Regions from separate parts of the Homo sapiens genome. Here region 2 is linked to region 1. The links are chromatin contacts, found by Hi-C in ENCODE. All regions are on one chromosome and are shown on one strand. Each heading gives the region's core, a stretch centred on a gene start or an enhancer-like site at or near the end of the contact. The rest is flanking DNA. Distances are from core to core; before and after follow the strand shown.

Evidence for each region. A loop is a pair of places that touch in the nucleus more often than their neighbours do. Pooled maps may share reads with other maps.
Region 2: a loop to region 1 is called in a map of naive thymus-derived CD4-positive, alpha-beta T cell, with 10 times the contacts of the local background. The contact joins the promoter of FAT1 here to the promoter of TENM3-AS1 in region 1. A Hi-C loop is called at or near these places in 1 of 168 maps with a recorded cell type or tissue (naive thymus-derived CD4-positive, alpha-beta T cell), 1 of 37 single-sample maps with no recorded cell type and 7 of 50 pooled maps.

The regions. Positions count from the first base shown.
Region 1 is chr4:182,143,265-182,147,143 of GRCh38, forward strand. It overlaps TENM3-AS1 (TENM3 antisense RNA 1), which reads right to left and starts at 1,251. Exons shown (of 5, transcript NR_125905.1): 1 at 1,075-1,251; 2 at 783-876; 3 at 439-580; 4 at 174-281. It also overlaps a transcript of TENM3 not described here. RefSeq lists an enhancer at 1,508-2,496.
Region 2 is chr4:186,721,786-186,726,172 of GRCh38, forward strand. FAT1 (FAT atypical cadherin 1) reads right to left here and starts at 2,071. Exons shown (of 27, transcript NM_005245.4): 1 at 1,879-2,071. RefSeq lists enhancers at 1,512-2,013, 2,514-3,513.

The sequences.
Region 1 (3,879 bases), core at 1-2,500:
AGACAATTGTTCTGCTGCAGTGCCCACCAGGGGCTGGTAAGGAAGTCTGAGTGTTTACTGCCTCCCTTCCCTGTCCAAAGGTCATTTGCGCTTTTCGGTCTCGGACGAAAGAACACTGTGGAAAGGAAGGCGCGGGTCATTTTCAGAGGCTCTGCAAAGGACGGGCCGCCTACCGGGGGTGGAAATCCTTAATTACACCCTTCTGCCTCGGAATCCGTCTTCCCGGCAGTGTCTTGCACTGCCACCTCCTCGGGTGACTCAGCTGACCTGAAATGCCCACCCTACGGAAGATCAAGAAAAGTAGTTTTCTAAGAAGGTTAGAGGTTTGATTACACAGAGAAGTGTTTCCACTTAAGTCCAAAGCAATTACCCGCCCCCTCCCCCAGGGCCGCCTCCCCGCCACCCGCAGCAGAAAAGGACAGACCCCCACGCACGTACCCCCATTTTGTTGGTGCGTGTGAATTTCAAATGGCGCAGTAAGTTCATTAGTGTTTTCAATCGGCGGCGGGCAGACCCCTCATCAGAGCCGAAAGCCGGCAAGAGCCATTCATCAGCGTGAAGTGTTATTCACGGATGACCCCTAAATCACGGCGAGAGTAGTAAAGGCACTGATTGGTCACAGCATGGGAGCCTCGGTGCTTTCCCGAACCCGACGCGGCCGGGAGGAGGGAAGGAGGGAGGGGCGGCGAACGTGGTTCAGTCCGGCAAATCCCATTTGACAGAAAAAGGCAGTAAACGGGGAATCTCTTTTTTTGAATAAAGAAGAAGAAGAAATAAAGTACCTGTCATCTTGACAAGTGGCGGAGCGGAGGAGTCAAGGATTATAAATGATCACAGCCAGGTCCAGCTCGCCCCGTGATTGGGCTCTCCCGCGATCTGCACCGGGGGAAGCGCATGGTAGGCTCCTCTCCTCTCCTCCTCTCCCTCGCACACTCCCGCACACACACACACACACACACACACGGACACGTGTACGCGCCCGGGCTCGGGCACACTCGGCCCGGCGCGTCCCCCGCCGCACAATTACGGTCCTGGATGCCGCTCCCTGGCCGGGCGTCCCGCGGGCCTCCTCACCTGGCCCTTCTCGCCTTCCTCCTCCCTCGCCTCCCCGGTCCTCCCGCTCGCGGGCTGAACCCCGAAAACTCCGGCCCGGCCTGGTCCGCCGCCTTGGAGGAGGCTGGAGGGGCCGGCGGGCGGGGAGAGGGGGAGCGCGGGGGAGAGAAAGAAAGTGAACTCATTGGCGCGCGGGCGCCCTCCCCTCCCGCGTCCCCGGGCCGCGCGGCCGGGGGCGGGCAGGGAAGGAAGTTGTAACACTCGCGCCCCCTCCCCGCCCCCGCCCCGCCGGCGCCCGCTCCCCGCTCCCTCGGCGGGGCCCCCCTCCCCCGCGCCCGGCTCCTTTGAATTTGGCCCGGCGCGGTGTGCGCGCGGCTCGGGCGGACGCGGCGGCTGCTGCCGGGGAGCGAGCCGGCGGCGCGGGCGAGCCGAGCGCGGTAAGTGCGGCGCCGCCGCCGGCGCGCCCTCCTTCCTTTATGGGGTCCTAGTGCCGGGCCGCGGCGCCGGGAGCTGGCGGGCGCGAGCTGGGACGGCGCGTGGCCCCGGGAGGCGGCGGACGCGGGGACATCTTCTCAGCGCGCGGATTCTCTCCACGGTCCGGCCTCCCCGTCCCCGCCCCGCCCTCGCGCCAGCCACCTCCGGCCGCCGGCTCAGGTGGGAACTTCGCCGGCGCCTCTCGCCCGGGGAGCCAGGCGCCGCGCCCCCGTACTGGGGAGCCCCGGGGTCCCTGAGGAAGGCAGTCCGGAGGCTGGGCGCCCAGTGGGGGCGGGGAGGGGAGCCCGCCAGGTCCTCTTCGGCCCCCGATGTGTGGCGAGGCCCCGCGTCTTCTGCGGGGGCGTCTTAACAGGATCCTGGGGGGCTTCCAGCGAGCGGAAAGCCCCGGGATGTCACCGCTTTCCGGGGCAGGCAGGGGACAGAAGGCTTCTGCAGCGATCAGGGAGCCAAGTTGAAAAGGAGTGAAGGAGGGAGAGTGCGGGGCGAGGGGTAGCGTGGGGAGTGGTGGATCACGGCTGAAACTTGATCGGGAAACTCTGGATGGGGTTGGAAACACACACAAAATATCCTGAGCTGGGCGTTTCAAAAATTACGAATTTATGAGCCTGCAACTGAGATTCTAAGTCCCTCTCGTGTTTTACAACCGATTACAAAGAGCTTCACGTATTTTAGGTTGAGGCGGGTTGTGTCTGATTGATCTTTGCTGAGCATCTTACTATGCAGCTTGGATTCCATTCTTACTGCCTCACCTTTAAGGTAGCTGGAGTGGTAACTTGTTAATTTTTATTGTAGAGAGAGGGTAACAAGTACTTGTACCGTGTAATACATCACACACGTGTGTTTCCCCAAGTCACTGTAATTTGGAGGTAGAGAAAAGTTTCCAGGTACGTGTGAGGAGGTGCAATGGAAATGAAAGGCTGAGAGCTGTCCTAGACTTTTTACAGGGCCCCAGACGGCTGGGATGCCCGAGAACAGGACTGTCTCTTCATCATGCTCTATTTCTTATCTTCTGACAATGTATTTTGTCAAACATTGGTAGACTCTGGCAGAATCCACTGGGTGGTCTTTTCACTAGAAATAGACATATGTTGAGGCATTACCTTTCCCTTCTCTTGTCAAAAGAAAAAAGGTGGATATGGCATCTCTGGAAAGCTTGGAAGAGTATCCCAAAAGATGGTATTGTAACTGAACAGAACTTGGTGATTTGATCCCTTAGTGAATTTCTTTAAAATAATGACGCATATCCCTTTTTCCCCACTGCCTACTTGGAGAAGTATTTGTAGTCTTTATGTATTAATATATTGAGAACAGACTGACTTTAGAATTAAGAGCAACTGTGTAATAATAATTATCTATTTTAATATTTCAATTAAAACAAGATTTTATAAATTCAACAATCTTGCTTTGTGCATTCCTTAATACACTTTTAATTATCTAAAACTTCGAGCATGTATATCTTAATATATAAAATTCTTGTATGAGCCCTGAAAGTTTGGATTTGTAATTCTAAATGCAGAGTAAATATTTAATTCTTGATCTAAGAGTGAGAGGTTAGTTCAGTAATAAGACTTGCTAATCCCACTTTAAAATGTCATGGCATTCACAAATTATTCCTAAATTCTTCAAAGATAGGAGTTTATAATGAGTTTAGTTATTCTATTGTGTATTTCAGGATTGTCTGTATCTCTTCCTGTTGCATTTCCCTTAACAATCTTGTTCTTTTTTTCTTACACGAATTTTATTATTCCTCTTAATCAAAGATTTTTTTCTAATAGTAAACAAATATATCTTATGTTAAATAACTTAGAAAAGAATAGTTAGAAAAAGTAGTTCAAATCAAACACACATTTTACATGCACTGCACAGTTTTTATAAAAAATGTAGTTGTACTAATCACCATGCTAACGTTTATATATTTGGAAAACTCTGTGAACCCCCTGTGCCAATAGCTTTATGTTAGCAACCTATGCACCCTAATGAGGATTACTTGATTATTGGGAATAAAGCAGATAGATTTATGGAATTGTGACTAGTTATTCCTCCAAACGGGATTATTTTGCATGGCTGTGTTTATTTTCTAGAAAGATGTTTTAGGTAAATTATTGAGGCTTTTCTTACTATGATTCTGTAGGCGTGTCATCAGTCTTTTGGTTAGAAAAGGGAACCTGCCTTATTAGGGTGAAGACAAAGAAAGATAAGGATGCTTATCTTTGAATAGAAAAAAGCTCCTAAAGAGAGTGAAAACTTTTAAACTTATTCAGAAAGGAAACCTAGCTAAACAATAATGATCCAGTTAGTAAGTTCAAGCTACTCTTTCTTAGCTTTGCTTCT
Region 2 (4,387 bases), core at 821-3,320, 4.6 Mb after region 1:
AAGGTAGAGGATGATCAGGGGAATGAAAACAGAATTAGTTTGTGCATAATTTTTAAAGATTTTTCTTCTCTTCTTTTTCTTTTCTTTTTTTTCCCCAGGCTGAATTGCAATGGCACGATCTCGGCTTACCACAACCTCCGCCTCCCGGGTTGAAGCGATTCTCCTGCCTCAGCCTCCCAAGTAGCTGGGATTACAGGCATGCACCACCACACTCCGCTAATTTTGTATTTTTAGTAGAGACGGGGTTTCTCCATGTTGGTCAGGTTGGTCTCGGACCCCCGACCTCCGGTGATCCGCCCGCCTCGACCTCCCATAGGGCTGGGTTTACAGGCGTGAGGCACTACGCCCGGCCATAATTTTTAAACATTTTTCTGTTGGCACCTGTCCGGACCATGGATTTAAATGATCTACTAACATGATGAGAACCCAACGGGGATACTTCAAAAGAGACAAATGAATATACAGGTGGCCCGAAATGATTTTATAAAGTCCTCTAACAACCACACTTCTTTCCAGAGTGCCAAAGAATTTGGCTCATTTAAGGTGTTCATTTTTCAAAAAATGGTTATACAAATGCAAACTTCATTCAAATCAAACCTTACCTTGAGCTTGTTAAATGCCATGTTTAGCATCACTCAAGGCTTATACCAATTGTTGTTTTAAAAAATTACATAGTGCTTTAAGTATTTTTACATCTTAAATACAAAGGAATAATTCTAACTGTGGAATCAGAGCTGTCTTCCTAAGACAAAAAGACAAAGACAAATATCACAATTAACTATTAACTGGAGAAACACCTTTTCAAACGTCCCTGTAACAACTGGATGTGTTGGACAGCATAACCAAACTCATTAAGAATAGTGTGAAAAACATCACCATTACCTAGTTCTCACACACAGATACCTTCTTAAACTATCGAAACCTGTATCTGAATATACGAAGCATTAAGAATCTGCTTTTGAAAAGGAAATGAATATCTGAAGGTCATTTTCTTTTCAATCTTTTCTCATACTAATAATCACTGTTAATATCCACTTTTAAAAAATCGCCTCTATCAGGCACCCGGGAATTGCTTAACAAAAGCCACTTAATGAAACCACAGTTCAGACAAAAAAAAAAACTTAACTGCATAGAAAATATTTATGAGTTTACTTTCCTAACTCATACAATTGCGTCCTTGTTTCCAAAGCCTTGCAATTCACATCAGCGGGAACAAAAAAATCTAACACACAGCAGAAAGCTGGCTCTCTAAAAGAAAGCATTTTTTTTTAAAGGCAATGAAGGACCAAAAACTCTTTCTTTTAAAAAGATCTTAGAAGTTCCTCCTCCAGAGAAGACAGAAAACACTGACAAACCGCACATTGTGCAGATGTTCAGCCCCGAAATGCAGCCTCGCAGCCCTTCACTCCGCAGTCCACCGGTTGCATCTGCACCTCCGGGCAGCGCTCCTGCAGGGCGCAAACACCCAGAGACCCAGGGACCCGGCAGCCCCGCGCAGGCCTCCCGCGTGCACCGCTCAGCGAGCGGGTCTTTCGCAGACGGCGGGATGCCCCAGGAGACCGCGAGGCCGGCGCAGCCCGGCGAGCTCCCGGAGGGAAGGCGGCGTGTCAGAAAGGATCGGACCCCAGCAATGGCCCCGGATCGGTCCCGCGCGGTCGCCTCCTTTTCCCGCTCCGCCGCCGGGACCCCCCTAGCCAGTGCTGAATTTCCCAACTGGGAAGGACCGAGTCACTCCACCCTCCGGGAAGTCGCGCGCTCATCCGTTTTCGGCAGCGCCGGAGCCCGAGCCGGGGACCGGGCGGACACCCACAGAGTCCGCACCGCAGCGCGCTGCACGCTCTCGCCCCCGCCCGCCGGCCCGCGCCCCAGCGAACTAACCGCAAAGTTGGCCCGAAGTGGCGACGGCGCTCTCGTGGAGCTCACCCGCCGTCTCAGCGCGCCCCCGAGCAGGGACCGGGCCTGCCGGGGCCCTCGCCGGGCTCGCGCGTCCGCATGGTACCTGCCGCACGAGCCGCTCCCGCGCCCTCTCCCCGCGCCCGGCCGCCCAGCTCGGCGCCGGCGCCTCACGCTCCCCGAGCGCAGGAGATCCCTCCGCCCCGGCCCCGCCCGCCGGCGCCGGCGCTCATTTCTCGGGCGCGGAAACTCGAGCCCACTTTCCCCGGCTGCCGGCTCTGGGACCGCGGGCTCGGCCACGCAGTCCCGCCCGGACCCAAAGAGCCCCAGTCCCTGCGAACACCAGGTCCGTGCTGGGAGACGAGAAGGCGCCCAGCGGGGTCTAGCGCGGCTCCGAGGGGCAGGGCGAGGCTTGTGATGCCGAGGTTAGTTACGGCCAGCCACAGGCGCTGTGCAAGGAATTGGGGAAAGCTCCCTGCCAAGAAAGGGAAACGTTAGCTTAGCTAAAAAAAAAAAAAAAAAAAAAAGGCTGGGGCCTAATGAGAAAGCTTCCCAGAGGCATCCCTTTAGCTTTTCCATAGCCTTCTGGGAGCCCCTGAATCTGCATTTGAATGGCGCGGCTCTGGGTCCGCGAAGGTTTGGTGGGCTGAAGTCGTCCTTCAGGTCTCCAAAGGAATGCAGCTAGGTCGGAATCTACTTCCTCCTTCAATCCCCAGAAAATGGAAACGCTTCCCCCGCGACCTTTTTCTGCCGAGTTAGACCCCAGGCCCTCCCCGCCGCGGGCGCCTGGCCTCCCCCGCTGACACCCCGGACGCCCAGGCCTGTGGGACAAAAGGCAGTCGCGGCGTCCCGCGGGCTTCCTAGCCCGGGAGTCGGCCCCAGGGGCCCCAAAGCGTGACCCCAGGCCGACAACTGCAAGTTCCTAGGCAGAGGGGAAGCCCCAGCGCCGAGAAGCCCGCTCCGAGAACTCCCCGCGCCGGGCGCCCAGCCTGAGCGTCCCGGGCGCGGAGCCCATCCCCGGTGCGGGCAGGGCTCCAGCCGCAGGCTCGGCGCAGGGCGGACTCGGCCGAAGCCCGGAGGGCCGGAGGCGCTGGGACGCAGCCCGGACAAGAGGGCGGACTTGATCTCGGAAAGTTTGTGGGACTCAGGCATTTTAACACTGGGAAGACAAAGAGATCCGATTTCCCTGGGACTGGTGAGGGGAGCTTGGCGGGGAGGGGAACGGCAGGGCAGTCAAGTGTGAAAGAGAATTTCCTGGGTTCAAAGTTAACGCAGTCACCTTATAAGCCATCTTAGAGGTGACCGGAAAAAATAATAATAATAAAGGTGTCTAGCAGGTTGTGGCTGGGAAGGAAAAATAATGCCTGCAAGATGAGTGTGCCGATTCGTAGCCCTATATTCCCTGCCCACCAGTTGGAATACACATAGATTCACACATCCAGCAAATGCAAACTCCATCATCCAAAGACGTGTTTGTCCCGGCCATAATTGCTCCAAGTGCTTACAGGTCAATTTCATACATGGAACACCTCGAAAGTGGGTGACCTGATCTCCAAGCCCAACCGGCTTGTGCCGCTTGCCGAATTGTAAATCTCAGCAAAACCCAAACACACCGGAACTCCAGCCGTTTCCTGGGAGCGAGGAAGCGGGAGTAATGCTAAAAGGGGAAAAGAAGAACAGTAAAAAAAGTACAAAGATACCATTCCCTGACGTAAAATCACGGGATTTTTTTTAAATGGCACAAGAGAATTCCTGGAGAAGATTACCATTAATTAATAAGTAATAACGCTTCCTAGGGCTTACTAGATGTTTTACATCTGTCTGGGAATCCCGATTTTCCAGGCTCCCTGAGAAATCTATCTGCCTGGAAGAAGTTGCACTTCGTCGCCACAGGAGCCGCCGAGAGCCAGGGATGGAGATTTCAGACTTAGGACTCTGCCACGATTCTACTGATCCTTAAGCGCCAACAGAACGAAATGGACATGCCTATTAGCTACCACAAATCGAATTATTTTATATGAGAGAGAGAAATGTGGTTCAAGTTCCACATTTGTCCTTTAAATAATCGACCCTCCCTAACCCTGTCCCCAAAGGCTCGTGGAAATTAGGGAGGGGGTTGGGGAGACGGTTCCAGAAACAAAACGCTTTCCTCCAGCACGGCCTCTACATCCAGTCCACCCAAGCTGATTTTTGTAACTCATATAAAGAATGGGCCCGGGTGGGTGGTCAGTGAAGACTGGGGTGAGCAAGCGCCCACGTCGCCGAGCGCCGGGGAGGTCCAGGTTCGCCTCCGCACAGAACCCTGCAAGGAGCGCGCCTCGCCAGGTGCCCGGACTAGAGGGCGCTGCGCCCCTGCAAATCTCGCGGCCCCGATGCGCCCTCCCTAGGCACCATTGCTATAATAAGTTACATTCAAAATAATGCACAAACAGCATCGCCTCTCAAGTTCTTTTTAACAGTGCTCTATATGTATTTTATGAACTCCCAAAGCTAT